3 separate regions of the Homo sapiens genome follow, and regions 1 and 3 are each linked to region 2. The links are chromatin loops, found by intact Hi-C in ENCODE. Cell type or tissue: endothelial cell of umbilical vein. All regions are shown on one strand. Links, peaks and the distances in the headings refer to the core of each region. The heading gives the core; the rest is flanking DNA. Region 1 overlaps RASAL2 (RAS protein activator like 2). Region 2 overlaps RASAL2 (RAS protein activator like 2). Region 3 overlaps CRYZL2P-SEC16B (CRYZL2P-SEC16B readthrough).

What was found. Peaks named below come from ENCODE experiments on the same cell type or tissue, not always from the same donor. Only the 100,000 strongest peaks of a DNase experiment are listed, where the experiment ranks them.
Region 1: it touches region 2 in a loop (3-fold over the local background); 6 of 110 quality-filtered maps call a loop at or near these places.
Region 3: it touches region 2 in a loop (11-fold over the local background); 13 of 110 quality-filtered maps call a loop at or near these places.

Annotation. Positions count from the first base shown.
Region 1 is chr1:178,262,786-178,273,487 of GRCh38, reverse strand. All of the region lies in intron 1 of RASAL2 (RAS protein activator like 2), which reads right to left. Among named protein-coding and RNA genes, the nearest start is that of RASAL2, 170 kb to the right of the region's middle. In endothelial cell of umbilical vein, for the core only: no CTCF peak of the experiment used is centred there; a DNase peak (open chromatin) is centred at 5,597; H3K27ac peaks cover 1,376 bases.
Region 2 is chr1:178,188,625-178,199,326 of GRCh38, reverse strand. The region is part of intron 1 of RASAL2 (RAS protein activator like 2); the gene reads right to left. Among named protein-coding and RNA genes, the nearest start is that of RASAL2, 100 kb to the right of the region's middle. In endothelial cell of umbilical vein, for the core only: a CTCF peak has its summit at 9,301 (motif pointing right); DNase peaks (open chromatin) are centred at 6,436 and 9,316; H3K27ac peaks cover 1,604 bases.
Region 3 is chr1:177,943,135-177,953,836 of GRCh38, reverse strand. It overlaps CRYZL2P-SEC16B (CRYZL2P-SEC16B readthrough), which reads left to right. Exons shown (of 32, transcript NM_001356506.2): 18 at 1,842-1,923; 19 at 5,895-6,012; 20 at 7,306-7,417; 21 at 9,171-9,276. SEC16B (SEC16 homolog B, endoplasmic reticulum export factor) reads left to right here. Exons shown (of 26, transcript NM_033127.4): 12 at 1,842-1,923; 13 at 5,895-6,012; 14 at 7,306-7,417; 15 at 9,171-9,276. Among named protein-coding and RNA genes, the nearest start is that of SEC16B, 22 kb to the left of the region's middle. In endothelial cell of umbilical vein, for the core only: CTCF peaks have their summits at 5,289 (motif pointing left) and 7,681 (motif pointing right); DNase peaks (open chromatin) are centred at 5,296 and 7,726.

The DNA.
Region 1 (10,702 bases), core at 1,160-9,159, 75 kb before region 2:
AGTATATACATCAGACACAAGTTACATTCCCTTCGACACTACAAACCTGTACTGTAAGGTAAATAAACAATAATTTGTTAAAGATATATAATGAATGCAAATAAGGCAATAAAATTAAACAAATTACAAGGCTTTCTAAAACTAACACCATTATCATAATTTTCTTTATAAAAGTCATACACACAGTACAAGAGGACATATCCACGGCCAAGTTTATGGTTTTTGCCTCATTAGCCTTTATCACATATCTTTTCTTCAAAGTAAGAATTTTTCTAATTTCCTAGGCAAACCTACTTTTTGCAGCCTTTTCCATTATCTTAGAAGATATTAAGATTGCATAAAACCCTTAACATAATCATGAAATACAATCCTATTGGGAACATAGCTGATACAGGACAATAAGTCTATATTCTCCAACCACATTTGTGTGGCACTTATGTTTTTGGCCACAATACACGTGCAGGGTTCTTTTAGTAATATTTTAATCTGGATAGTCAATTTAAGGTTAAAAAAATTCCAAGTCGTTACAGCAAATATTTGGATTTTTTTTTTTTTTAAGGTGGAATCTCATTCTGTCACCCAGGCTGCAGTGCAATGGTGCGATCTCAGCTCACTCACTGCAACCTCTGCCTCCTGGGTTCAAGTGATTCTCCTGCCTCAGCCTCCCGAGTAGCTGGGACTACAGGCATGTGCCAGCACACCCAGCTGATTTTTGTATTTTTAGTAGAGACAGGGTTTAACCATGTTGGCCAGGCTGGTCTCGAACTCTTGACCTCAAGTGATCCACCTGTCTTGGTCTCCCAAAGTGCTAGGATTACAGGCTAAGCAACCGTGCCTGGCCAAATAGTTGGATTTTAATTGAGAAAAGAAAATATAGTTCAAGCCCATCTTGAACTAAAGTGAGAGTTCAAATACCAAGGAATATATTCATATTACAGAGAATAAAAAGAATGAACATAAGGAAGAAATGATTTATGAGTATCAAGTAGGAAAATAAAAATGAAAGCCAACTGGAAAAGAAATGAATAGAAAGGGAAAGGGGGGGTCCTTTAATGTAGAGTTAAAAGGTATCTTAGAGATCAATAAATCACACTTCCTTAATTCATAAATAAAATAAGGCTGAGAATTATATAATTATTTGCTCAAAGTGACACACCTAGCATAGCTATCTTAGAATTCAGTTATTCTGACGTATAGTCCGGGATTTTTTTCTAGCATATCAATAAAGCTTCTCCTTTATTTTTAAGTTCAATGAGTATTTGTTTATTGTAAGTAAAGCACTGTACTCAAGCCTCGGGATATAACAATGAACAAGACGGATCTAGTGACTGGACTTGTGGAACATCAACTTAATGGGGTCAAATACTGTACAATCAGTATATAACTAATTTAAAATAATTCTGATAAACACTACAAAAAAGCAGTATAGGGTGCTGTGAGAACATTCAACAAGCAATAGACTTAGGCTTGGGCATTATTACAGCTGGAAGAATGGTAGGTGGTGAAGGGAAATGTATTAGCATTTCAGACAAATGAACCACAGATGTAAAAGCCCTTGAGGAAGACGGTGGTCCTACTTCAACAATCTGAAAGGTGGGGGGCCCTACGGCTGAAGCAGTTTTGGAAAGCAAGGAAGTAGTGCAGAGATAGGAGGCTAGTGAAAAGTTTGGGGCAAGATCATGCAAAGCCCAATAAACCAGGTTAAGGAGGTTGATTTTTATCCTATGAATAATGGGAAGCATCTGAAGAATTTTAAACAGAGGAATGACACCGCTGATTTGCATTTTTGTCAAAAGGTGAACAGAGGTTTCATTTACTGAGATTAGGAATTCTGAAAGAAGAACAACTTTGAGGAAGAAGCTGAGAAATTCAGTTTGGGTCACATCTAGTCAGATAAAGTCAAGCCAAATGCTAGATCCATCTGTCTAAGGCCAAGATCTCTAACTCTGGCCTACAAAAAAAAACTGGAATTGCTCCAAGAGCTCCATAATGCCTTATTCAAATTTCATTTTAAGAAATATATGGCAGCTACTAGGTTAAAACAGTAGATTGAACATATATAATTTCACTTCCTTTCAAAACCCCACTTAAACTACAGTAAAGATAAATTTATATACGGAGAGACAGAGACATGGACCCACAAAAGTAGTGAGAACGGAAATAAAAAGTAAATAAAAGTTTAAAAGCTAGAAGAAACATGTTCAAGTGGTAACTGACTTAGCAGGCCTGAGTAACAGAATCCTAGGTTAAGAATGAGAAAAGCTAAGAACCAACCTAATTTAAACCACAGAATCCTTGAAAGGTTCAGGGATAGGCCAGTACTAGGTAGCTCTCAATGGAGAAGAGGGGTAGTATAAAATCTGTTTAAGAGGCAGAGTACCAAGATCCTCTCGCCCATTATATAGATAAATGTCCCTTCCCAACCCAGGTAAAAGAATGGAGGTTTGCTCTCCTGGGAGGGTAAAATAAATGGTGGACAAAAGAGTAATTGTCACAGTTGAGAAAAGGCTACTCTAAACATGTTAAGACATGAGCTTCCCCCAAAGGTCTCTTCAACTCCCATTTGACTCTCAAAATTAGACTTTTACATTCCAGACAGGCAATTTAGAAGAACACTCTGGGCATCAGACCATCCCAAGAGAAAAGAACTAAAGATACTAACAAAAGGGTTCCCCCGACAAACAGCAGGTCCAGGTCACCTTATAGTAAAGCCCTTAAAATGGGCAAGGTCCATCTTCACACTTAGATCCTCCAGTAAGCTTTCTCATCTCCCATTCTTAATCTGAAGCAGACCAACAAGAATTACCAGAACCAAAAGAAAGCTTCTAGCAGAAGAATATAGACATAAAAAAAAAAAAAAGAGAGACACAGAAAAAGGCAACTTGAAGGAGACACAAACAATACAGGGAAAAAACAAAACACTGTTATCCTCAAAGAGACAGATACAAGAAAAAATGGCATCCAGGAAACAAAAATAAGATATTTTTTAATAAAAAGCAACACTTACAGAGCTAAAAAGATCTTTTGTATATTAAAAACATAATAGCAGAAATGAAAAAAATGCAGTAATATAATTAAAAGATAAAATTAAGAAAATAGATCAAAAAGACAAAAAGATGGAAAAGAAAAAGGTAAACTGAGAAACCAATCTAGGAGGGTCAAGATAAAAATAATAGGCAAGAAGAAACAGAAATGAGGAAATCATTTGTGAAATTTCTCAGTACTAAATGATGTGAGTTTCTAGATCGAAACCCGAGTGTCCAGCAAAATTGATAAAAACAGATGACCACCAAAACATATCAGTAAGAAAAAAAACAGTTATGTATAAAACATCAGGAATAAGAATAGATCTGGACTTCTCAAAAGCAACACAGGAATTTGGAAGACAATGGAGCAATGAGTTCAATATTCTGACAGAAAAGTATTTCTAACCTAGATTATTATTCACTTAGCCAAACTAACAACCAAGTGTGAGAAAAAAAGGATTTTAGATAATCAAGGCCTCAAAAATTTTGCCTACCACGAACTGCTAATCAGGAAAAATACCCTACTGGAGTGTTACAGGAAAGGGTCCCGATCCAGACCCCCAAGAGAGGGTTCTTGGATCTCACGCAATAAAGAATTCAGGGCGAGTCCGCAGTGCAAAATGAAAGCAAGTTTATTAAGAAAGTAAAGGAATAAAAGAATGGCTACTCCATAGACAGAGCAGCCCCAAGGGCTGCTGGTTGCCCATTTTTATGGTTATTTCTTGATAATATGCTAAACAAGGGGTAGATTATTCATGCCTCCCCTTTGTGGACCATATAGGGTACGTTGTCATGGCATTTGTAAACTGTCATGGCGCTGGTGGGAGTGTAGAAGTGAGGACGACCAGAGGTCACGCTCGTCACCATTTTGGTTTTGGCAGGTTTTGGCCAGCTCCTTTACTGCAACCTATTTTATCAGGAAGGTCTTCATGACCTGTATTTTGTGCTGACCTCCTGTCTCATCCTGTGACTTAGAATGCCTTAACCATCTGGGAATGCAGCCTGGTAAGTTTCAGCCTCACTGTACCCAGTTCCTACTTAGGATAGAATTGCTCTGGTTCACACGTGTCTGACAAGAAGATGTCCTCCTTCAAAATGGGGGAATGTCTTAGTCTGCTCAGGCTGCCTTAACAAAATATTATAGACGGTGTGAGTTAAACAACACAAATTTATATTCACATAGTTCTGGAGGTTATGAAGTCCAAGATCAAGGTACTGGCCAATTTAGTTCCTGATGAGGGCTCTTTCTTGGCTTACAGATGGCCACCTTCTCACTGTGTCCTCACATGGGGAAGAGAGATCACTGGAGCCTCTCCCCTTCTTTATAAGGGCAACGGCCCTATTAAATTAAGGTCCCACCCTTATTACCTCATTTAATCTTTATCACTTTCCTCACAGGTCCTATGTCCAAATACAGCACACTCAGATAGAAGGCTTCAACATAAAATAACTTTGGGGAGACACACTCAGTTCATAATAGAAAGTAAACCAAGAAAACAAAAAGCATACAGTATTTAAAAAAACAGGTGCTCCAATACAGGAGAGAAGCAAGTAGTATCTCAACATGACAACGAATAAGAATAGGAGGTTGATAACTATCCACCAGTCCTGATTGCAGCAGTATGGTTAAAGAGACTGGCAGGCTGAAGGCTGTCATACCATGCTTTTCTGCCTATGTGCCATCTTTAAAAACTATTGAAGGAAGCCAGGAGCCGTGGTGCATGCCTGTCGTCCTAGCTACTCAGGAGGCTAAGGCAGGGGGGTCATTTGAGTCCAGGAGTTCAGGTTCAGCCTGGACAAAGGAGCAAGCAATACCCCTCCTCTCTCTCTTTTTTTTCTAAGAGACAGGGTCTTGCTTTGTTGCCCAGGCTGGAGTACAGTGGTGTGATCATAGCTCATTGTGACCTTTAACTCCTGGGCTCAAGCAATCCTCCCAAGTAGCCATGATGACAGACATGCACCACCACACCCAGCTAATTTTTTTTCTTTTTTTTTGAGATGGAGGCTCGCTCTGTTGCCAGGCTGGAGTGCAGTGGTGCAATCTCGGCTCACTGCAACCTCTGCCTCCCGGGTTCAAGCAATTCTCCTGCCTCAGCCTCCCAAGTAGCTGGGACTACAGGTGCTCACCACCATGCCCAACTAATTTTTGTATTTTTAGTAGAGATGGGGTTTCACCATGTTGGCCAGGATGGTCTCCATCTCTTGACTTCGTGATCCACCCGCCTCGGCCTCCTAAAGTGCTGGGATTACAGGTGGGAGCCATTGCGCCCAGCTGCTAATTTTTAATTTGTTTATTTTATTTTGGTAGGGTCTCACTCTATTGCCCATGCTGGTCTTAAATTCTGGCCTCAGGCAATTCTCCTGCCTTTCCACAACTGCTAGGATTATGGGTGTGAACCACTATGCCTGGCCTAGACCTTGTCTCTTAAAAAAAAAAACAAAAAACAACAACTAACTACTGGAGGATATGCTTGAACAAAGCAAGGAAGTAAGTAAAAAAAGAGAGGAAGATCCACACAACGAGGAATACAACCTATGAAAAAGGCAAAAGGAATTCCAAGAATGACAGCAAAAGAAACTCCTAAAATGATAGCTATTCAGGAAATAGGCCTAAAGGTAAGAAGAGGAGGGCTCCATGAGGAATGTTTCCAAGAAAAAAGAAAAGAAAGCAAAATAACACTAGATCTGAGGTGGGTGATCACGAGGTCAGGAGATTGAGACCATCCTCTGGAGGCTGAGGCAGGGGAATAGCTTGAATTCAGGAGGTGGAGATTGCAGTGAGCCCTGCATTCCAGCTGGGCGACAGAGCAAGACTCCCTCTCAAAAAAAAAAAAAAAAAGACACTAGATCTGATACGTTACCTGGTATTATCGACCTTGAGTAAAAATATAATGCAATATTACAGTAAGGTCTGAGAAGAATAAGTAATAAGAAAACTAAACAAACAGGAAAAAAGGGCAATTACAAACTTCAAAAAAAAAAAAAGGAAGGAAAAATAATAATGATATTCAACCATACTCAGCATGGCATAATAATACAAACATTGAATACTGATAAAAACAAACCAACCAATCACCAAAAACTATAGTGAGGAAGTTGGAATGGTTTTATGTGATAGCTAAATCCTCATCCGCCATAATAGGAAATCAGTAAAAAGGTCTAAAATGGATGAATAAAAAAGCAACAGTGTATGTATATTATTTGGAATTAAGAGAGATATGTAAATGCCGAAATAAAATGCTAGAAGAGTCTAAAGTTCTTTCTTCAGAAAAAGGGAACAGGGATGGAGAAAGTCAATGTAATCTGTTAAGAAAAGGATGGATAGACTGACAAAAATGTGGTAGGAGTTAAGAAATTATTTTAGGCAGATAGGAGAGGAAAAGGGGTCCTTGGAAAGTTTTTGTCTCTTTCGAAGCAGCTTCAGAAACATTTCTTGTCTAGCAGGAAAGCCCAGCTCTTAGAGCTGGGCTGGAAACCTTTGATATACAAATGCCAGCCATTAGAAACTGGGTCCGCCCAGCATGGCGATTCCTACCCTTGTTCTCTTGCCTTTGCCCCCACATGTGCCTGGCAACATGGCTGCCCCCCATTTCCCCAAGTGTATAGAAACTCATGGCACTCTGCATTTGCATATTAAAAGGCTAGGGTGGGAGGGCCAGTTTTTTCCCACAGGCTACATGAATGACATGCCTGATCAAACCAATCCCCTGAGCCCTATGCAAATAAGACACTGCCTCTTCCAGCCTCTTCATATACCTGGCTGGTTTCTGCCGCACTTGAGGTCTCCTCTCAGCTTTGGAGGCCCCCTCCCTCTGTCTCTGTACAGGGTAGCTTCTTCCTTCTTTCTTCCCTCTTCTTTCTTGCCTATTAAACTCTCTGCTACTTAAAACCACTCCACGTGTGTCCATGTCGTCTTATCGAATTTGGTGTGAGACAAGAGCCCTGGTGTTCCTCCACTCATTGGAGCCGTATCAAAATGAATAAGGCTGTCCAGTAAAACCAAGTGTAAATGGTATGAGAAAAAAGAAACAAGGGCAGACAAACCAGCTGAATACAGGCAAAAGACTTGAATGCTCACTTCACAAAAAAGAATATCCAAATGTCCATTTAACATGTAAAAAGATGCTCAACTTCATTACTCATCAGGGAAATGCAAATTAAGGCCACAGTGAGATAGCACTACATACCCACTAGAATGGCTAAAATGAAAAAGATACTAAGTATTGTTGAGGAATTGAAGGATCTGAGGGTGAGAGTATAAATTGGTAAAATCACTTTTGAAAACTGTTGGACAATATTAACTAAAACCGAACGTATACATATCTAGCAATTCTACTCCTAGATATATACCCAACAGAAATGTGGACATGTTTTAGTCAAAAGACATGTATAAGAACATACATGCCAGCACTATTCAAAATTGCCAAAAGCTAGAAACAATCCAAAATAAAAACCAACAGTAAAATGGATAAATTTTGGTAATTCATAAAATGAAATACTATATACCAGGGAGAATGAAAGAACTATAACTATAGAAAACAATATGTTTGACTCTCACAAATATAACGTTGAGCAAAAAAAGATACAAAAGATGTGTAATTTTGTTTAAACATCAAAATTGGGTAAACCTAATCTATAGTATTAAAAGTCAGTTTAGTAGTCACTGTTTGCAGGTGAAGTGTCTGGGACAGGACATAAGTGGGCTTCTGAGATGGTAATAATGTTCTGTTTCTTGAGCAGGGTATAAATTACACAGATATGCCCCTTTATGCAAATTCATCAAGCCATACATCAAGCTATACAATTTATGTACTTTGTGTACATTATCCTTTCATAAAAAGTTTACTTGAAAAAGACTGGACAAATTACTCAACCTAATTGAACCTCAATCTCCTCATCTATGAATAGGGACTATAAAAATACCTACTCTTTTAGGGAGTTTTTTGAGGTTCAAATGAGATAATGCATACTGAGTGCTTAACAAAGCACTTTGCACATACTGGCATACAATAATAACGTTTTTCTATTATTAATTATTTGGGCATTGAAAAGGAGGGAAACTGTAATTCCAGCTATTTGGGAGGCTGAGGCAGGGGAACTGCTTGAACCCAGGAGGCGGAGGTTGCAGTGAGCCAAGATCGTGCTACTGCACACCAGCCTGGGTGACAGAGGAAGACTCTGTCTCAACAAAAACCAAAAAACCAAAAACAACAACAACAAAAGGAGGGAACCATGACTATATAGTTCCATTTGAACATTTGAACAAGGCCAAATGTGAGTTATATGAAAACACTAATTTAGTGGTATAGTCAGATAACTAGATTCAAATCTTCCATGTATTACAGATGATTTGGGGCAAGTGTGATATTCTGATATAATAAGAAATACATATTTGGTCTTTGTCCCCGGTTCCTAGCACAGAACTGCTAAAATCCTTAGAATTTCTAGAGTAATCAGTTGGAGAAGCATCTTTTGTTATTCATAGTAAGTCCCTTTCAAATTTACTTAAGTTTATACTAATGAGTTGACTCTTAGTGGCCCCCAAATGGGGGCTGGTTGCCAGAGGAACCAACCCTGTGATTAGAGGGTTGGAACTTTCAGATGTAACCCACACCCCCATGGAAGAAATGAGGCTGGAGATTGAGCTAATCACCAATGGCCAATGATTTAATCAATCATATCTATGTAATAGAGTTCCATTAAAACTCTAAACAGTGGGGTTCAGAGAGCTCCCAGGTTGGTGAATACATCCACATGCCAGGATGCTGGTATACCCTAAAACTCCATAGGGACAGAAGTACCTGCCCTTAGAAATCTTCCAGACCTTGCCCTATATACTTCCTCATCTGGCTGTTCATTTGTGTCCTCTATGATATCCTTTTGGTAAACTGATAATAGTAAGTACTATATACTGTTTCCCTGAGTTCTGAGAGCCACTATAGCAAATTATCAAATCTGAGAGGGGGTTGTAAGAACCTCTGATTTTCTAAATTATACAAGGGGATAACATCACAGTTTTGTGCATGAGGGTTTAGAGAGAATTTTAGAAATAGATTACAAGTAGAAGGCAATTCCAAACAAAGAATGTTTAAAACTGTATAAGTCTATCTTGGTTTCATGTATGCGTACGTGAATACATGAGTTATTTAAAATATGATGGTAAATAGTGAAAGAAACCTCTGAAAGAGTTGACAATGGATGCCTCTGTGGAGCAGAAACTAGCTGAGGCAACGGGTAGAGATAGGGAAAGTGAATGATCATTTTCATTTAAATCCTCGCAGAACTGACTTTTTAACTATGTACATCCACTGCTTTAACTTAAACAATCAGAAAAGAAATGCTGGTTACAAGGTATTTAATCTTTCCCTTATAAATATCTAAGCAGCACTTGAAATATTAGGTTCAAACTTAGACTTCTGCATAACTCTCTAAAATTTTTATTTCTCCCATAAGAAAAGTAAGAGTACCTAAATATACCAGAAGGAAGGTAATACTAACTCAGAGCACAATGGCACACGCTGACCTCTGCTAGAATTCCTATGGAGTTGTTTAACACAACTCAATACAGATTTTCAGCAGACACAAATTATTTTCAAAGATCTTTGAGGCCCAGCATGGTGGCATATGGCCTGTAATCCCAACTATTCAGGAGGCTGATGGGGGAGGATCGCTTGAGTCCAGGAATTCAAATCCAGCCTAGGCAAAATAGTGAGACCCTGTCTCAATTTTTTTTTTTAAACGATTTTAGAGAAGAAGTTACCAAACCACAAACGTTTGGCAAAGGGAGGCTCAGAGTCAAACTGAAACCCTGGCAAGACCCATGTCCTCAACTTAGGTTATTTGATTCAATAAGTTAACACACCAGAAAGAGTTGAGAGCAATTTCTGGAACACAGAAAAGTACTCAGTAAATGTTAACTCTGATTATTATCATTCTTGAGAAGCATGAAGGTCAAGTGGTTAAGAGCACAGACTTTGGAGTCAGACTGCCTGAAAAGGAATTCCCATCCTATCACTTGCCAGCCATGTGACTCTAGTCAAGATACTTAACTTCTTAGAGCTCCAGTTTTCTCATCTTTAAAATGGAATAATGTGGTTTCTACTATGTAGGAATGTGGTGAAGATTAAGTGAGAAATATCAAGCATTACAAACAGTGCTTGGCATACTGTAAAGCCCTCAATAAATAATAGCACTTGTTATTATTTTAACTTCACACATCTGAAACAATGGGTTCATTTGTTACTCCTATTGAAAATGTTCAGATGGTAAAAATATTGTAATAAAATCTGATAGAAAAAACTGATTTAAACTGTGAATGGTCTTCAGGATTATATGATGAATGTAAATAAACCTTTCCTTGGAAATATTCTGAGGAAAAAAAGTACTGCACAGATTTGCTCTAACAAAAACATATTTCCATCTGATACCATCAGACAGACTCTAGTTATATTGCTGTGCCAAAAATCTACATATTATTCTTAATACAAACTTTACAAAGGAAAAGACAACAAATCCAGAGCCTTTTGGCTAGAGAAGCAGTTACAAGCAGAAATGAAATATAAGGGCCAAAACACTTTCTGTTATTTAGGTCTATTTGTTCAGCTTAATGTACACCATTTAGGTCAGTCTACCAATTCCCTCTCAGATTTAAAAAAAAAAAAAAAAATGAGTGGGGG
Region 2 (10,702 bases), core at 1,848-9,847:
GACTGGTCAGAAAGTGGGTACAGCCCACGGAGGGCGAGCTGAAGGAGGGTGGGGCATCACCTCACCCGGGAAGCGCAAGGTGTCGAGGGATTTCCCTTTCCTAGCCAAGGGAAGCCTTGACAGACTGTACTAGGAAATCGGGACACTGCCACCTAAACACTGCACTTTTCCAGTGGTCTTAGCAAATGGCACACCAGGAGATTATATCCCATGCCTGGCTCAGCGGGTCCCACGCCCACGAAGCCTTGTTCACTGCTAGTCCCAGATCGAACTGCAGGGCAGCCAGCCTGGCTGGAGGAGGTGTCCACCATTACTTGAGTAGGTAAACAAAGCGGCCAGGAACCTTGAACTGGGTGGAGCCCACCGCAGCTCAATGAGGACCACTTGCCTCTGTAGACTCCACCTCTGGGGGCAGGGCACAGCTGAACAAAACACAACAAAAACTTCTGCAGACTTAAACGTTCCTGTCTGACAGCTCTGAAGAGAGCAGTAGTTCTCCCAGCACAGTGTTTGAGCTCTGGGAATGGACAGATTGCACCCTCAAGTGGGTGCCTGACCCCCAGGTAGCCTAACTTGGAGACACCTCCCAGCAGGGGCCAACTGACACCTCATACAACCAGGTGCCCCTCTGAGACAAAGCTTCCAGAGAAAGGATCAGGCAGCAATATTTGCTGTTCTGCAATATTTGCTGTTCTGTAGCCTCCACTGGTGATACCCAGGCAAACACGGTCTGGAGTGGACCTCCAGCAAACTCCAACAGACCTGCAGCTGAGGGACCTGACTATTAGAAGGAAAACTAACAAACAGAAAGGAATAGCATCAACATCAACAAAAAGGACATCCACACCAAAACCCCATCTGTAGGTCACCATCATCAAAGACCAAAGTTAGATAAAACCACAAAGATGGGGAGAAACCAGAGCAGAAAAGCTGAAAATTCTAAAAACCAGAGTGCCCCCTCCAGATGCTGGAGAGGATGTGGAGAAATAGGAATGCTTTTACACTTTTGGTGGGAGTGTAAACTAGTTCAACCATTGTGGAAGACAGTGTGGCAATTCCTCAAGGATCTAGAACTAGGAATACCATCTGACCCAGAGATCCCATTACTGGGTATATATATACCCAAAGGATTATAAATCATGCTACTATAAAGACACATGCACATGTATGTTTATTGTGGCACTATTCACAAGAGCAAAGACTTGGAACCAACCCAAATGTCCATCAATGATAGACTGGATTAAGCAAATGTGGCACATATACACCATGGAATACTAAGCAGCCACAAAAAAGGATGAGTTCATGTCCTTTGTAGCGACATGGATGAAGCTGGAAACCATCATTCTGAGCAAACTATTCCAAGGACAGAAAACCAAACACTGCATGTTCTCACTCATAGGTGGGAACTGAACAATGAGAATAGTTGGACACAGGGCGGGGAACATCACACAGCGGGGCCTGTCATTGGGTGGGGGAATGGGGGAAGGATAGCATTAGGAGAAATACCTAATGTAAATGATGAGTTAATGGGTGCAGCAAACCAAAATGGCACATGTATACACATGTAACAAACCTGCACATTGTGCACATGTACCCTAGAACTTAAAGTATAATAATTTTTTAAAAAGAAGAATTTCTCTAGAATAAATAGGCAGAAATAAAATTGCCGAGTCTTAAGCTATGAGCATGTTTAACTTTTTTTTTTTTTTTTTTTTCCCCAGATGGAGTCTAGCTCTGTTGCCCAGGCTGGGGTGCAGTGGCACAATCTTGGCTCACTGCAGCCTCCCTTTCCTGGGTTCAAGCAATTCTCCTGCCTCAGCCTCCCGAGTAGCTGGGGCTACAGGTGCACACCACCACGCCTGGTTTTTTTTTCGAGACAGAGTCTCGCTCTGTCGCTCATGCTGGAGTCCAATGGCACAATCTCGGCTCACTGCAACCTCTGCCTCCCAGGTTCAAGCAATTCTCCTGCCCATCTCCTGAGTAGCTAGGATTACAGACGTGAGCCACCAAGCCCAGCTAATTTTTGTATTTTTAATAGAGACGAGGTTTCACCATGTTGGTCAGGCTGGTCTCAAACTCCTGACATCGTGATCTGCCTGCCTCGGCCCCCCAAAGTTTTGGGATTACAGGCGTGAGCCACCACGCCCGGCCACACCTGGCTAATTTTTGTATTTCAGTAGAGACAACGTTTCACGATGTTGGCCAGGCTGGTCTTTAACTCCTGAACTCAAGTGATCTGTCCACCTCGGCCTCCCAAAGTGCTGGGATTATAGGTGTCAGCCACTGTGCCTGGCTTAGCATGTTTAATAGGTAATGTCAAGGTATTTTTCAAAGGGCTTCTACCAATTTACAGTCCCATGAGATAAAAATGAATTCCTATTGCTCTACATGTCCTTCATCACTAATGTCAACATTTTTTAATGTTTAGTCATCAGATGGTATATAAGAGTATTTCTTTGTGGTTTAAAGTTGCATTTTCCTAATTACTAATAAAGTTGAACACCTTTTGTTGTAGTTACTAGTAAGCTGTGTTTCCTCTCTTATGAGGTCTCACTTGAAGTCTTTTACAGTCATCCCTTGGTATCTGTGGAGAACCGGTTTCAGGATCTGCACAACCATGTACCAGAATCCAAGGATGCTTAAGTCTCTTATATAAGATGGTGTAGTATTTGCATACAGCCCAGGCACATCCTCTTGTATACTTTAAATCATCTCTAGATTACTTATAGTACCTAATACAACGCTTTTATATCACTTCACTGGCATGGATTCAAAGTAGTACTCAGCATGCAGCAAATTCAAGTTTTGATTTCTAGAATTTTCTGGAATTTTTTCCCCTAATATTTTCAATCCATGGTTGGTTGATTCCAAGGATGAGGAACCCATGGATACAGAAGGCTGATTACATTTATTTTCCATTGATTGGTTTGCCTTTCTCTCTTAAAAGTTCTTTATTCTGAATTTTAATCTTTTGTTTTACATGTTGCAAATATCTTCTCACTTTGTACCTTGACTTTTCCCTTTCTTTATAGTATTAGTTGTTTTAAACATGTTTTTAAATGAATATGAATGGCCCCCAAATTCGTAAGGCAATATATTTTTAGGTATATATAATACAATTAGCAACTATTTATTTATTTTTTTAAATTAATGAGAAGAAGTACCCCAAGGAGAGGGTAGAACTTCTGAGAATTTAAGATCCTACCTTATTTCTTAAATATAATACCTATAACATTCTACATCTGTTCTTCTTTCATTTATATTTTCATTTGATAGGATTATATAATATCCTCAAATATTTATGAGATATGGAATTTTTACATGTCTGGTCTTGGGATAGTAGATTTATATCTTTACCAGGATATAGAATCCAAAGATTTTCACAGGTCTCTAGAATAGTATGGGTAATATATATGAATAGTATGGCTAGAAGGATGACTGTCAATAACTCTTATCCTTTTATGATTATAATAACAGCCTTGAGACAGCAGATTCAGTGTCTTTAATTCAGAGCTCATCATAATTAGCTTATTTTTTTAAGTGTCATGCTTTCAATAGATCTATCTAGAAAATGTATAGTTTGATGAGTAATTCTGTTTAGTTCTGATGTCATAAAAAATGATTCATCTTCTATAGCAGTATTTTCGAGACGAAAAATATCAAGTGTGCTAAAGGAAAATAATATCTACCATTTATCAAATACTTACTATATAGTTACATCTTATATTTATTATTTTTAATTCTCACAGCACTCTACGAGGTAGGTTTTATAAATGAAGAAAGTGAAGCTTTTTCTTCACTTATATTCTTATATACTTCATTCTATTGTGTGGCTTTGGGAGCCACACAATAAGTGCCAGAGCAATAGTTATTAAGTGGTACAGCAATATTTAGCAAGAGCAACAATTCAAACACAAGCCTAGTAACTTTTAACCTTACACTAATTCACATTGCAAATTATTGAAAAGATCACTAACAATTAGCTATTCAAATGCAGTTAATTAAATCAGAAATATTTAATAAACGCCTACTATGGAAAAAATACTATATTGACTGCTGGCAAATTAGAAGTAATCTAGATTGTATGCTAGAATATAACCTTTAAAATCAGGAAAATATTAAGTCTCACTGGTCCCAGCCACACCTGTCTAGTTGACTGCCTTTGAGCAAGTCATTTAATACCTCTTAGCCCCACTTTACTCAAATATAAATGAAACTACAGTGGAAATGCACTGTGTATGTTTATCTGTGCTGAGTGAAATAGAAGCAGGAATTGAATTTGGTTTTAAAGTAAATGAGGAAAGCAAAAATTAGATACATTCAAAATTACCCTTCAAAATTCTTAAATCACTCAAACTACAGTTTCAAGATAACATCTCTTACTGGATCCTTATACAACTATTTTTATTTTTATTTTTCATCATTTGAACATGACAAGTTGAACAGTAAAAATGGTTGGGCATGTTATACCAAAACTATCTACATTTAAAATCATTCTTTGTGTCAGGTGCAGAGTGTTTGGTCATTCATCGGAGGAGCATCTTTTCTTTGCTTGGTGACTGCAGAAGCAGTGCAGCAGTTGGAGAAGTGGCCTAAGACTTCGGCGTTGGGTAAAAGATGGCCCAAACCAAATAGACTGCTAGTAAATCCACTGGTGAGGAAGCCTCCTGCAAACAGCTAGCCACTAAAGCTTCCAGGAAGAGCAGACTCCTCTAACGATGGTAAAAACAAAACAAAACAAAAAAACAAAAAGAAAACAACAACAACAACAAAAATCATAAAAATGCATCACTACAGGCCCAAGACCTTGGTGCTTAGAGAAATTCATCATTACCGGAAATTGACCAAGCTTCTCCTGTACTTCCAGAGGCAAGTGAGGCATAGTTGGTGGATGTGTTGGAAGACACTACTCTGTGTGCTATCCATGCTAAGAGATGCCCAAAGACATCCAGTTGGTTTGCTGGATATGGGGAGAGAGAGTTTAAGTGAAGGCAGTTTTTATGGAGTTTTGTAGTAAATGCTGTAAAATACTTTAATTCATGACATTTTTGTAAGAAATGACTTATAATAGCTGCATTTATACTTAAGTCATTCCATATTTCACTCAAATGTGAAAAGTGACTGTTCACAGGCCTCAGTAATGAGATGTTGCTCAGGAGTGATAAGTTGCTAATATACAGAAGGGATGGGTGATAGTTCTTGTTCTCATGATGTATGTTTCTATATGTTAATGAGCTGCTGGGTAGATTTTAAGGCACTAAAATTGACAAATAAATGTGTACAAGTCCTTTGGCAATAAACTTAGTTATGATTTGATCCAAGTGTTTAACGATTGGGCCTCAGTTTGACCATACATCACAGTGATAGAATGTGGGCTTTTTCAAGGGTGAAGATATGTCTTAACCACAGTGTAACTTAAAGCTTCCTAAAACAAAAAAGTCTAGTTGGTATCTACAAAATACACCATGTGCATTTGTAATAGCTAGCTATTTCATACATTATAGTGTCAACATTTTAAAATTAAATGTTTTATATTCACCAAAAAAAATTCTTTGTGTCAAGTACTCGTGGTAAATTATGTTTAAGTTTCATGTATTATGAGGCAATCTAAGTGTTTAGGTACAAGGAAAAAAGGAATAACTCCGTTCCAAACAGGACATTTAAATCTAGGTAGGGAAATAATATATCAACTACCTGTGCTAGCTGCTAAGAAAGAACAGGGTGAAGGAGGGAAAGAAAGAAAAGGAAGGGAAAGAAAAGAAAAAACTTTTTTTTAAAGAAAGTTTAAAGAATTTCCAAATAGAATTAAGTTTTACAAAGCGTCATGTCATAAAATCATGTCCTCAGTTTTTCAAAAGTGCTGATTTAATTTTTATTATTTTCAATATAAAAATTCATTATATTATGAACAAAAGTAATTTATTTTACTGTTGCAAGGCTTTCCCAACAAATAATTTTCCAATCAGAAAAAGGAGGGTTGGGGCAGAAAAGACAGTTTGTTATTTATTGTGGTCTTTAACATTCAATAACCTGACTTGCGTTTATCCTATGAACCATATTTAAAGAGCATTATGCTGCTAGGAGATAGAGATAAAATACACCAGAAGATTATCAGTCAATGTTTGTGAAGGAAAATCAACAGATGTAATTGTCACATGAATCCACACTGATTTATTTGTCATGGCAGAAAAACCTGAAAATTTTGGGATGAGTTCCCTCAAACGTGATCTAGATTTAAATATATTTTTTTCGCTGCTTCCTGTTTCGCTATGTAAAAATTTGACCCTACTAAGAGCCTTTGTTTTTTTAAAAAAATAATTTCCCTGATTCTCTAATTGTGACTCAGTCTGGCTGTCTCTATCTGCCTTCTGCCAGGGATCGGCTTCTCTGTGGGAACTGGAAATGTGCACATACCCAAGAAGTAATGCAAGATATCTCACTTTCCCCAGGGGCAGTGCCAACAACCTAGGACTTCAGACTTCTGTACTTCCTTCCCCTAAACCAGTGCCTTGGAGACAGAATGCAAAGGAAATAGCTGGCCAGACTCAGAGGAGGAAGTACTGAAAGAAATATATTCATTTGCCTACTTAGATACAGATCAAAAACTGAAGAAGACTGTAGGTTGCTAAATTGCTTACCATCTTCTTCCCTTTTAGACTCGTTTCTACCTTTAGAAGCTAAATGTGTCCATTTATTGAGAAGTTGATGAAGCTAGTTCAACATCACATGTATGTGTGTGTGTATATACACACATACACTAATGGTTTGTTTAAAGAAAATAAATCTACTTCACATTTATATAGATGTGTCATCTAAAACAGCTGTCCTAAGCATATCCATAGACTGCCTCAGAAGAAACACAGATTTGAAAAGCATTCTGTATTTGAACACTTTTAATTTTAAAATAATTTATTCATATTTTTAAAAGTTCTTCGTTCATGTGCTATTGCACTTCTACCTAATGCATTTTTTTGTCTTTTAGTTAATTTCATGCATTTCTCTTTGTACTCTCCAAGGTGCCTAACAGAGTAGATAATAGACTGTCATCAAATATTTACTGAAATAAAAGTAGTATAACAAGATACCAAATATTAACAGTTGGAGGGACAGGGAAAAGAAAAAAGATAGCACAGAGTACCACGAAACTCTGGGGGCATTAATTTTCAACTCCCTTTCCCATCCCCACCTCCGACCCCCTCACTGTTAAAAATTATTTAAATCAGCATTGCTAGCAAGTTCTCTTAAGGGGTCTTGAGTTTTTATTTAGGTCCATATGCTCCTTCACCTCCACAGTCTGTGTTATACAGTTATGAAATGTATGCATGTGTTCAGGTGTCTATCAAGGGTTATTTTTATAATAATTAGATTCACATAAGTCTTTTGAGACTGAGAAACTGTCTTTTCTTTCTGCAAAATGAAGTTTTCCTTTATCCAGTGTGTGTTGTTATTAAAGCCTCAGGATTTTGCTACAATTCATTCGTTTTTTATTTCATTCATTAAATAAACATTTACTTATTGTCTGTGTGCCACAAACCTTTCTAGGTCTTAAGGACTATTTTTACATTTTCTTTAAATGAAATAAATGAATTGATATCACAGTTGCTATACTAGAGGCCCTTTGGGGATACAGCAAGATTATAGGCTAGGAATTACCCAAGTCAGCTTGGGAAAGTCAAGGAAAGCTTTGAAGACAAGACAGCATTTGAAAGTAAGCAGAAATCTGTACTGAACAAAAGCTAACGTGTAAACGGCAGAGAAAGAAATTTTATTTCATATAATTTCTACTGAAATTCGTGCAACCCAAAGTTTGGTTCACAGGCTTCTGATGATCCACAAACTGTTACCAGGCTATGTCAAGATGGATATAATAATAGAGGATAAGTATTTAGAAACCTTCATTGCAATTTGACAGTAATATTATGTCTGTTGAATCTAAATTTTAAAATTATGGCTTGTTTTTGTATGTGTTTTTTTTTCATTTATCTATTCATTTATATTATATTTAACAAAATTATTGGCTCACAACATACTGAAATTTTTTAAAAGCACATACAGTTTGAGAAGTGCTATTATTAACTGCGTCTAATTCTGCCTGTAACTCTAAAGTTGTTCCCACTTTTAAGCTCCTTTTGAGTTCTAGAGTGTATGCTAAGAGGTTTTTCCACTGACTTCAGGAAGAACCTTCTATCATTTGGATGATTTTAATTAAGGATCATGCTAACAATTCAGCTAGGCTGACCGAAAGCATCCTAAGTATCTCTCAGTGGAGTGAACAGTAGCTGTTTCACATTCTGTGGCACATATTATCAAAAGAAAAAGCAATTAGATGGTGATAGAATACTATTCTATTTAATTCTCCTAATACCTGAAGCCATTAATCCTTACTATTCTTCTGAGAGACAAGCCTTACATCTCTTTGGCATCATCTTTATTTAAAGAACTCAAGTGAATTGTTATAAAAATAAGAGTTTAATTCACATACAAATTCAACTAAGGACAGGTCTTCACCACCTAAAAACCTATGCTCTAAAATGGACAACTCACAGTGACTGTTTATTCCGGCTACATATAGGGGATTTTTTTTTTTTTTAACTATGAAATTACAACAAAGTTTAATATGCATAAGATCACGCATATGAGAAGCATACCAATTTGGAAATTAAACCCTCAAGTCAGAATCTTTCACAAAAATCATTAGATCACGGACTCCTTGTTCTTTACTTTGCACGTAGTTTATTCTAGCTAGATAGATTCCTTCCTGTCAATCTTATCAGTAGCAGCTTTCTTTTTAGATTTCAATGAATCAGTACACCAATGCAGTTCATAAAGCATCAAAAGATTTGATAGGAATTACAAAACAAAAATTAGAACTTAATGAACATATTCAGTTAATCTTAGAAGTGTAAAACCACAAACAAATATTTTAGATACCACTCTGTGTGTAAGGCCTTACACATTTTGTTACCTCTTTTCCTCTAACTGTTCAGAGTATTCTTTTGGTTTTATAAAATTAAGTACCTTCAGTTCTCTTGTGCCTATTTTTGAGATATTGGAAAATATAGACATATACGTAAGAAAACCAAGTAGTCAGCCAACAGCAAGATGAAAAAGAAAATAAACAGGCTAGACTCACTTCTTTGCGATCCCTCCTTCAAGGAAAAAGAAATACACAGTATATACCTGTGTTTCTCAAACTCATTTTAGACCAGATAATTCTTTCTGCGGAAGGTGGGGTAGGGGGCTGAAGGAAAGCTGTCCTGTGAACTCAAGGATGTTTATTTAGCAGCATCCCTGGCATCCACCCACTAGATGTCAGTAGCACACCCTTGCCCCCTTGACATGACACTACTCAGCATGCCCCCAGTTGAGAACCACTGGTTCACAGCACAAAGCAGTAGTTTCAACTTTGTTTTCCCAACATGTACCATCAGTTTACAAAAACAATTGGACATGCATCTCTATCCAGGTGTATTTATAAATTACATTCGTGGACTGCTGTAAATATACATTGCAAAAGATAGAAACATAAATTTAAACACAATGAGAAAAAAACACATAAATAGATGTGCTAATAATTTTATCCTGAACCCCAGAGGATTATCTTTGTACTCCCAGGGATGTATACACCATACTTTTGAGACAACTGGTATAGATTATTTTCAGATTTGATTATCTTATTGGCTCATTTACTGTTTTTTACAGTGAGACTGCGAGGTCATTGGGTTGTGTAGAACATATTCGTGCCATTTATAAACTAGATATAATCACTCCAATATACAATGTAACAGAAATGCTGTGGCCTTTACTGAAAAGTGAAATAACTCTAAAGCTTCCAGAAAAATGTATTCGTTAAATTTTTGGTTCTACAGAAAAGTATACTCATAAGACCAATGACTCAGGATGAATTCTCTGGTTTACTTTGGTCTTTCTTTCTCCTGTATCTGGTACTTGTATTCAAGGATAGACAGATGTCAGCATTTCTACCACACAGTCCTACAACCCTATTTACAAATGGACCCCACTAATGTAGCAAGAATTGGTTATTATATCCTCACATGACAATCAATTTTTATTTAACAAAATTTGTGGAATACATACCAAGGAATATAAGAACTGTAATTATGCTATTGCTGAAGGTCTCTTATTTTATGCCATAATGATTAGCCATAAAATAGTAGTTTGGGAGAATATTATCAGTCATTCATGTAGTAACTCATGGTTGATAATGATGCAGCTGGTATCAATGTCATCACTCCAGATTTACACAGGTAACATAAATCAACATTTGAAGCGAACCACAATAATTGCTATGGTTATTTGCCTTTATCTTGAATGCTTCTAACTACCATATGGGTCTCAATTTTATAACTGGCACCAGTAAATATGGCTCTATATTAAGTGAACTCAGTGGTCCCATCAGAGAAACAGTATTCATAGCTTTTTAGAGGGTATAAAATTTAGAAATTAGGTACTTTTAGTGACTCCTGTGGTTCATCACCCTCAAGCAAAACAATTTAAGCTAGTATACAGATATCTGTAAATAATGAAGAGTATCATTTGCCTTCTAAATAGTAACACTCATTCAATAAATGTTGAATTAGGATCACAGAATGTAAGCTTAAGAATCATAGAATCCGAATGTAAGTTGAAGAATTTTACTACTTCTAAGTTTTATTTGAACATGCTTTTGAGAGGAAATACT
Region 3 (10,702 bases), core at 1,244-9,243, 240 kb after region 2:
TGAGCTGTGGTAGGAAAAGGAGTTTTAGCACTGGCAGTGAGATCCAGAAGTCTGCATTGGCGGCAGTGGGAGGTGTTGAGACTGAAGGGATATGCTTAGTCAGAAATGACGCCAGCACACTGTGATCTGGGTGCCAGCGTGGACCAGGAAAAATGCCCAAACCAGAATGAGCTAGGGATGGAAGCAAGGATCCATAGCCAGGAGTTTGGAATAAGGAGATGAAACAGAGTGAAAGAGAGCCAGGATCAAATGGAGGTGGCGGGTATAGGGGTGCTGGATGGAGAAGGGTTTCTGAATAAGTCCTTCAGGCTCCGCCTAGCATCCACAGGTTGGCAGGGACAAATGTGGTGGGGGTGGTGAGGGACCCTCCTTTAAGGGGCAGACTTGGGTCAGACAGCAAGAAAGATGCTACCTCAAAGTGTTTAGCTTCTAGTGCTGGTTAAAGCTGTGAAGCTATCCTCTCAGCTGAACTAATATTTGAATTGGCCATTAATCCTGTTGAGTAGAGGTTGAATTAGAAGATGACACTTCCACTGGGTGTGGTGGCTCATGCCTGTAATGCCAGCATTTTGGGTGGCTGAGGAGGGTGGATCACCTGAGGTTAAGAGTCCAAGACCAGCTTGGCCAACATGGTGAAACCCCGTCTCTACTAAAAATACAAATATTAGCCAGGTGTGGTGGCTGGCACCTGTAATCCCAGCTACTCTGGAAGCTGAGGCAGGAGAATCGCTTGAACCTGGGAGGTGGAGGTTGCAGTGAGCAGAGATCACATCGTTGCACTCCAGCCTGGGTGACAAGAGCAAAACTCGGTCTCAAAAAAAAAAAAAAAAAAATGACACTTCCATGTTAAGTTCAGTCCGGGGGCCTAATGGCTGCACCACTGGTGGGCCCATTCTGGATGATGGCCTAGTTGAGTCTCATGACGACTCCACCCCTCAGTCTTCCTGGAGACTGGTGACACCACGGTGCACTTTATTATCCTCTGAGACTGGAATGGTGAGGAACACAGAAATTGTATTGTGATACGTGCTCGGAGCTCCTGTGGCAAGGGTGCTGTTAAATAAAGGACGGTGTTCTGAGGATGATTTTCCTTTGGGCTTTGAAAATGAACGTCCCACAGCCCCACATTGTAGCATACATCTCTGCTACAGATTTTTGCCTTGGGCCATTGATTTTTGATGGAGCCCAGTGAATTGTGAAAAATACCTCTCACTGAGTAAGCTTAAATCTCAAATCAGCCGTAGAGCTTATTATATCCTTGTTAAGCATATCCCATGGTTTGTCATCAGCAGGATCATTTCTGGCCCCTGTTCCACGCCTCTTTGGTTACTGAAAATGGCTATTTAGCGCTTGTGAGCAAAAGCACTACAGACCCAGGCTCTTGATGAGCCAGAAAAACGGCACTGAGTGCTGTGGGCTTGGCGTGGAGGAGGGCTGCAGGGAGTGGGAGATCGGGATGGCTGAGAAGGGGGGTGCCGATGGAGAAGAGCTTCCAGATAAACTGCTGTGGCTCTCCAGGGGACCTTTGAGATGTCAGAGGGTCATCTCAGTGATGGAAGAAGGCCCACAGAAATGGTTATTCCAGAGTTAGGCCATCAAGACCAAGGTGCAGAAAATACCCTCAACTATGAGATCTAGCTGGGGTGTGCGGTAGAATGAGGATCCTGCCATCTCTCCCCAGAGGAGGCTGTGACAGAGGCACAGCAGAAAGCAAAGCGATGCTCATGTTCCTAAGGAAGCTGCCAAAATCTAATAGAATTATGCAAGGCCCTGAGCCTTGTGGGCAATGGGTAAAGAGGTTCCCTGGGCTTGGTCCTCGCTGACTATCCTTCTCTCCGCAGCTTCACCAGCACGCTGGCGCTCAATGACCCACTGCAGACCCTCTTCCAGCTCATGTCGGGGAGGATTCCACAGGCAGCCACGGTACCCCTATGACAGGATTCCTTTATCACCCAGGCATCCCAAGGGCTTGAGGGGGCGGGGACTGCTCAGGAGTGCACTGATGGCTTTCAGGAGCAAAAGTGATGATAATATTAATGGTTTGTTAATCACCATGTGCCAGGCCCTGTGCTAAGTGCTTTGATGCATATTATTTGGTTTAATGCATAGAGGTAGGAAACATTCTTTCTGCTTTGCAGATGTGGAAACTGAGCTCCAAAGGTGTAAGATGACCCAAGATCAGAGATAGTGAGTAGTGGGGTCAGGATCTGTCCAGGTCTGTCTGACTCTGAAGACCTTGGCCTTCCCAAAATGTCAAAGCTGCCTGCTCTGCTGTGAATGGCAAGAGGACCTGTGCCTGTTCTGCAGGCTTCCCCTGGCAGGGCTGCCCTTCTTTTCTCTGGAGGAATGTTTCCCACCACTGCACACTGGCACTTCAAAGCTGGACATACTCGATTTCAATCTTCTAGAGTTGATGTGGCTGAGAGTCTGAGGCTAGCTTGATAGTTTTCCCATTATAGGAGACTTGATCTTTTGGCCCCAAAGTATTCCTTCCTTACCTTTGACGTCCAGTCACTTTACTAGATTATGCTCTGGTGTTGACTGTCTGGATCGATTTTTTTCCTTGGGGTATATATAGCATGCCCTTTTAATATGTACATTCATATGTTAGAGTTCAGGGATATTTTCTTGGATTATATCCTTCAATATTTGTTTTGTTCCCATTATTTTGGTTTCCTTTTCAGGAATTCCATGTACACATATTTCATATATATACACGTATGAATTATATCTATAATTTTCTCTTTAATAATTTTTTATTCTCTTTTTTCCTCTCTTGCCCTCCTTTCCTTCCTTCCTTCCTCCCTCCCTCCCTCCTTTACATCCTCCCTCCCTGTCCTCCCTCCCCTCCCCTCCCTCCCTCCCTTCCTTCCTTCTTTCCTTCCCTCCTTCCCTCCCTCCCTCCTTTACATCCTCCTTTTCTTCCTTCCTTCCTTCTTTCCTTCCTTCCTCCTTCCTTCCTTCCCTCCTTTCTTTTTTCCTTCCTCTGTCCTTTACTGTGTTTTCACTGGTGTCTCTTACTTTTGTGCTCTTTTGTTTCTGTCTTTATTTCTTCAATTTCCCCCTACTTTTTTCCTGAGCTCTGAACATTACATTCATTTCCTGTTATCTACCATCTATTTCCTGAGCTCTAGTAACTCAGATTATGCTCTTGCTTCATAGATGCAATTGCTTCATTATTTTACTTAAATTCATGACAAAATGTTTGGTGATAATTTTTCATTTGTTTTGTGGTAACATTTTTGTAGTGAATGTTCTCTCTCCTCTCTATTTTTCATGTTACCTTCCTCTTTCTGTCTTAGGGTGTATTTGTATACATTCTGTGCTTGTTTTCTCATATTACATAACTTTAAAGGAGTTGACTCTTCCCTGGATTTTTATTTCCAGTTATTTATATTAGGTTTGTGCAGAGGATGGGCCAGGCCATATTCCAGGCCATCCGACATTTTCTGCAGGACCCAGTTTTCCATGTGAGCCTGAGTTGCCTTTGCTGCTCTCCAGCCAGTGGGGAGAGCTGTGGGGTCCTCTCCCTCGTGTCCTCTTGGCTTCCCGGGACATGGAGGCACGTCTGTCCAATCTCCATTACTTTTGGTAATGGAGCCTTTTCTCGTATCTTGAGGCTTGGGTTTTTGGTGAACACTAGTTTAAATAAAAATCGACCTCACACTTTTCATTTTTTTTTTTTATCCTTCTTATGGCTTGTGGCTAATTCCAAGAAAAGAGAAATGATTTTCATGCCCCATCATCAAATCAACCGGCTATTTTGTAGCACAGAGTGTGCCTCACAATTCAGTGGAATGGCCTGTGCTCCAGAATGGAATTGCATTATGTCACAAAGTACTAAATGCAGGAAATGATACAATTAGCTATGGTTCATTTTTTTTTTTTGTAATAGTAGAGTTAGCTTAATTTCCCCTATTTTTAGATGAGAAAACGGAGGAGCCAGAGGTGATGTGCCAATGCAGTATTTGATCTTAGGGAGTTTCCCAGCACTTTAGCATCTACTAAAAGGCTGGACTTCAGTTCCATGTGATGAATGGGGTGGTGGAAAAGCATGGCAACAGGACAACACAGACGTGGGTTTCACACAAGTTTAACCTGGACTCTATGTACATCTTTCTGCCAGGGGAACTTGGCTTTGTGTCTTAATTTCACAGAGCCTCAGTTTTTAATCTTTATGGGGATTTTGGTGCCCAGTAGAGTTATTGTGAAAATTAAGGGAGAGAGAACATCTGAACATATCAACCATCATGCTTGGCCCATTTTCGTTAATTAATAAATGTTGGTGCTTTCTCTCTCTCTCTCTCTCTCTACTGTGTCCCCTCCGCCTCTCCATTGATCTGATTTATAGTGATCTTTTCAAATCACCAGCGAGGAGACAGAATAATGACCTCTAAGTTTTTCTTTGTGTGTGTGTGTGTGTGTGTGTGTGTGTGTGTGTGTGTGTGTGTGTTTAGCAAGGGATTTCCTTCCCTTTTGCTGGTTTCTGTAGATCCAGCAAGAAGCAGTTTGGCTTACATGTTAAAATGCAGGTCATAATAGGACTTAGCACATGTGATTATTGGTAGGAGAAATGCTTAGCACAGGATATAGTTCATGGTTCGATGTGACACATGAGAACTGCTATTATTATGATTTATCATCACCATTATTGTTATCATCCTCTTCTCACTGCATTGACCAGATCAACAAGGACTGGGTATAAAATGGAGTTGAATAAAGCATCTTTTATTCCCTGGGATAATTACAAAGACCAAGTAATTATGAATGGTTTTAACTCCAAATCTTAGTTATTATTGGCAATCTTCTGCCCTACCTATCTATATAACAAATTGGAAGGTAGGCGGCTATGCAAATCACCTCTTTCCTCTGCTGAGCTTCCAACTGTGTGTGTGTGTGTGTGTGTGTGTGTGTATTTATACCTACATGTAATTGATTAAGTGCAAACCAAATGTGAAGCACCATGCGATGTGCTTTACACAACTATCTTATTTTATTATCAACAATAACCTGTTAGGTAGAAATTACGATCTCCATTTTAGGGATGAGAAAACAAAGGTTCAGAGACATTAAGAAACTTGCTCAAGGTAGGTAAGCTAGTAAGATGCAGGACTCGAGTTGGGGCCTGTGTTGTTTCCATGACATTATATTGTTTCTTTATTGATATTTTCTGCCTTGAAATTCTCCTTTATTTAGTAGGACAGCCTTAGGGAGAGATTGTGGGGAAAACACCATTGATGCGGGGCTTTGTACATTTCCACCACGCTGCTTACTCTTTTTTGCCCCCTGGTGGAATTCTGCTGCCTCTGCATCGTCCTAGCTGGGCCACTTGGCTTGATTTTCTTATTCTTAAAGTGGCAGTAGGAACTAGACTTCATAGGGTTCCTGTGAAGATTAAGAGGATGTGTGTGAATGGGCTTTGTAGAGCCAGAAAACATAGGCATTTGGTAAGACATTAAGCAGGCCCGTGTTCCCCCGACTTCTGTGACAGGCTGTGGCCTCTTCTACTCATAAGCCAAGGATGTTTGATCTTCCTTCTCCCACTGAAGCCTCAGGGTTTTTCTGAGTTTTGTCTCTAGCTATCTGGGGGTCAGGCACTGGGGAGAAATGTGAAAAATAGTAAGTGAGCAATGTCATTTTATTTATCCATTTTCCAATATCCCTGTGAATGTATGTATGTATGTATGCATGTACACGTATCTGTCTATCTGTGTCCTTCTGACAGTTTTACTTTTTTAAAGATGAGAGCTCTAAATCAATGAATGGCAGCATTGCAGGTGGTAGAGTGGGCATTCTCTGACCACTTCTGAACCAGGAAATAGACAACAGCCTTCTTTATGTACATCTGGCCATTCTTAAATGATTGTACATTTATTTTTTCTGGTGCTTTTCAGTGTTGTGGAGAAAAGCAGTGGGGAGACTGGAGGCCTCACTTGGCTGTGATTCTGTCGAATCAGGCTGGGGACCCAGAGCTGTATCAGCGTGCGATTGTTGCCATTGGGGACACCCTGGGTAAGCGACACCAGCATTTCCCCTCCGCTCCCCTCCCTGTCCCTTCCCTCCCCTCCCCTCCCTGTCCCTTTCCTCACCTCCCCTCCCCGTCCCTCTCCTCACCTCCCCTCCCTCTCCTCACCTCCCCTCCCCGTCCAGGTCAGCTTTAAACATCCTGCCCTTAGATTCTCAGGTTCTAGGTAGGGCCAGAGTCTATGCCCTAGGCTTTTCCTGGACCCAGGAGCCTCCATGTTTTGGGGAAAGAAACTCCAGGGAAACACGTGTCCTTCTTGCCTCTCTGTTTCACAGAATTTCTGCCGTGAGTGAATGCAGGCCAGGCCCCTGAGACTTGGTGTTCTGCTGCTGTAGGAGTCTCCTCTCAGCAGCTGATTTTCTAGCCCTGGGTCAGATTCCCCTGTGGATGGAGTTAACGCATAGGACACCTTGCCTCCTGTTGCTGTAAATTTCTCAGTGACCCAGTTCAATCAGATAGGAAATTCTGTTTTTGCCTGAACCACTCTGGGTTAACCCTGTAGTCTTTCTTGCTATCATCTCTCTGTGAATGTGGCCTTATAAACGCTTAGGGGGCTATTGAGTGTTCCAGATCAGTGGTTCTCAAATTTAGCCAAGAAGCAGAGCATCCAGAAATCATGGTGCTCCCATGAGGCTTTTTAAAATATTGCTCTGTTAAACTTTAATAGCTATGGGTTAGGTTGTGCCAAGTCAGATGGAGGCCATGCAGCACCCTGAGTGGAAGGGAACTAATGTTTGTTGAGCCCTTCTTGGGGGCCAGGCACTGTGCTAGGTATTGTATCTAGCTGAATTAACTCAATTTTGAGGCAGTGGAAAATGTATGGGAGAACATTTCAAAACATGTTGGTAATTAATATGATTTTTATGTTTGACTTCAGCAGGGAAAGCAATGCTGCCTCAGGAAGCCTAGTTTAAGAACGACCACTCTCAGTAGTCTCCTTCTTTGCTCAGGTGCAGGCATTTCAAACTCATTTTTCACCCTGAGGAAAGACTAAAACGTTTAGGGAATTCCTCGTAAAAAGTCCTTTAGGGAGAACGTGAAATTGTGCCTTATTCTGGCTGAAGAGAAATGTAACGTCTGAGGCCAAATGGGCTGTGGGAGGAGGAGTGGGGTTTAGGGGTCTGTGACTCACGCTATGAAAGGCTCATTCATTTAGTCCCATGTGGCTTCTCCCCTCTGACCCCCGAGGCCACTCTTCCATCTGTCTCCCATCCCACCCAGATGATGGCTCCCCATACGGGTGTGCTCCGTGATTGGGTCTTGTTCTCTTCCTCCCGCAGCTGGGAAGGGGCTTGTGGAGGCAGCTCACTTCTGCTATCTCATGGCTCACGTGCCCTTTGGCCACTACACCGTGAAGACAGACCATCTGGTCTTGCTGGGCAGCAGCCACAGGTATGCGACCTGGGAGAAAGGAAACAGTAAGGACATTTTCCAAGGGACTGTTTTAGCCCTTGTTGGGTTTTATGGATCCATTTTTCATTTTCTCATGTGAATTTCAGCTACCGCCGGCTCCCTTATTTGGGATTGTTATCTGTGCAGGTCTGTGCAAGGAGATGCCCCGTGGGCCCCACATTACAGCATTGGCGGGGGCCTCAGGCCACAGGTCCTCCTCTGCAAAGAGGTGGGCTGATGCCTTTGTGTGGTATTGTGCCCTTTGGCCACTGGGTGGCACCCTGGCTCCACAAGCTAACTTTGTTCCTTTAAAAAAACAACATTTTACATGTGGAGGCTTGTGGGTCCGTGTTAGGCAGCCCTGGGCCTGTTCTGAGAGCCTACCCAGGCAAAACTGGAAAATGGAAGAAGTTTATGTTTAGTCCCTCTTTGGGGCCCTAGCATCCCTACAATGACTTGGTGCACAAGCTACTTAGAGTCCCACTGGTGACATTCTCTGTTGGCCATAGCATTAGGCTTTTCCTGCAGGAGGCCCTCAATCAGCTCTCAGTGAATGAATGCATGGACAGAACGATTTGCTCCCTAGAGGCCCTCCCTGTTCTGTATCTCTCTATCCCCCTCCCCATACGTGTTAAGAGTCACTAAGCTCTTACGTTGTGCCAGGCATTTTCTTTGCACTATTTCCTTTAATTATTACACATTTACCCTATGAAGAAGTGAAGTGAAGCAAAGATTTTAATCGTCACTTATGGAGGAGGAAAACCAAGGCACAGGGAGATGAAATAACTTGTCTCAGATGGTACAGTGAGGGTGTGGGTGAGTTGGATTCGGAATCCAGGCAGTCAGCCTGCAAAGCCCTTTTAACTGTTGCACCACACTGCCTACCACTGAGGCAGTGTACCCAGCTCATTGCCTGTTCCTTCCAGGTTCCTGGTCTCTGATAGCACATGGCTAGCTTGTCAAAGAATCCCTTCTGTGCCAAATGTACAATAAGTGTGTATGGGCTAATATGTCTCCCCTCCTATGTTTACGTTGGTTTATGTTGAATGAGGAAATTCTTGGAAATAAAGTCCTACCCCCAGGAATAACCTGGTGATTGTGGTTTTTAAACACCATAGCAAGTTGTTGATGGGAGAAATTTTGGGTCACATGAGACTCTTGTGCCCACCACCTGCCCCAACCAGATCACATTCACTCAGTCCCCATCCTCACTGGTGGAATGAACATCCAATGTATGGACCCGTGTTTGATTTCTGGCTCAGCAGTCCTCACCTGCTCTGCCATGCCTTTTGGTCTCAGTGCTCCCGGAGTGTTACATGGCTCCCCTCTTTTGTGCGAGTTTGCTCAAACTAGGGGTGCCCTTCACAGGTACATGACAGGCTTTATGGGCATGGGGGCCAGCTCTCTGTGTGTCTAAGAGTAGGGCCCAGTGTCCTTCGAGGTAGCCTGCCTTGAGTTACCCTTCAGCAAGAAGGCAGGTGACCCCCCTTTTCTGCAGCCTCCGCCTCCCAGTGCCTCTGGTGCAGAGTTCTGTTTTGTTCCTTCCTCAGCCTCAAGGAGGGAGAGGGAGAGGAAGTGAAACACTCACTCTGGGAGCCCAGAGTCTCCTTCTTCTCTTGAAGCCGCCGCAGGCATCAGCCCAGGATGGAAACTCCCCCATGAAAGGCTGCAGCTGGTGTTTGGAGAGCCACTAGGATTTAACTCCTGCGTCCCCCACACCTCAATCTCTTTTATTGTTATTCTCTGGTTTTAGTCAAGAGTTTTTGAAATTTGCAACAACTGAGGCAATCCAGAGGACGGAAATCTTCGAGTACTGTCAGATGCTGGGCCGCCCCAAATCCTTCATCCCTTCTTTCCAGGTAACTGAGCCCAGATGAGGCCACCACCGTCACTGTCAGGCAGCTGCAGGCAGCTGTATTTGCAGCTTTGCTTTTTGGCACTTAGTACCTGGGGCTAAGTTATCTACTGAACTTTTCCTCATTAGCTTAAGCGTGGGAGGGTGTAGGATTTCTTTTTATGTCCCCTAAAGGTCTGTATTTTATAATATGAAGGCAAAACCTTGCAGAGGCCTCTCTGCTGGAGGCTCCTGCCTCACTGCTGATGTTTGAACGTCCTGCCTGCCGCCCCGGCCTGTGCCTCACTCCTGCTGTCAGCTCCTTCTCCCCATCTCTCCAGACAGCTCTCCCTTTCTTCTGAGCCTCCGCAGCTGTCCTGTGGGAGGGAGTGGGAGCGCAGGCCCAGCCCAGTGTCTGCTCACCCTCCCTCTGCTCCGCACTCCTTCTCCGGCCTCTTTTGAAATCCTCTGTCCTCTACCTCCGCCCTCACCCTTCTTCGTCCCACTCAGAGCATCAGCTGTGTGGGTGGTGTCCATACTGTGGTTTCCGCCCTCTTCTCAACGTTTCTACATGATGCTGTTGTCACCTTACATTCGTAAAGACCAGTGCTGACATCGTGTCCTCCTCCGTCTAAATCCTCTGTGAGCTCTGACGTCCAGCACCATCCCTTCCTCCATGCAGACTACCTGGGCCACACCTACGAGTATGACTGAGATGGCAGCCTTCAGTGGTCTCAGCTGTAAAATGGGATGAGAGTGGTGCCTTGTAATGGAGCTGGCATGAAATCGAGTTAGTTTCCTTAATGCTCGAGAACAGCGCCTGGCACACAGCAACTGCTTTCGGCGTTGACGTCATGGCAGGCACAGTGTGGCTCCCACAGCCGAATCCAGGGCCCCCCACTGACACTGAGCTCACGCTGCCTTGTGTTTTCTTGACTTTTATGCACAGGTATCTTATCTTCCTACCTTAGTTATCTTCTTTAGGTAGAGACATTTTCCAGCGATTCCTTGTTTCTCCTTCAGTGCTTGGTGTCGAGGGTACACACAGCAGCAGCAACAACAACAATTACAACAACATGCACACACAACACAAAGCCTTGAAAGTGAAATCCTGTGTCATAGAGAAATGGCCCAATTAGCTTCTTCTCTTTTTCTTTAAGTTCTGGGATGCATGTGCTGAATGTGCAGGTTTGTTACATAGGTATACATATGCCATGGTGGTTTGCTGCACCTATCAACCTGTCATCTAGGTTTTAAGCCCTGCATGCATTAGGCATTTGTCCTATAGCATCTTCTCTTTTTTAAGGGCTTTGCCAAAGACTCACCTTTTCCAGCAAAACCTTGCCCCATGAGCTCCTCTTTGCAGTTCCTCGACCGGCTCTTTGGTCTCTTTTTCTTTCCTTTCTTTATTCATCCCACCTGTCAGTTATTTTGGTGCTGCTTGGGGCTGA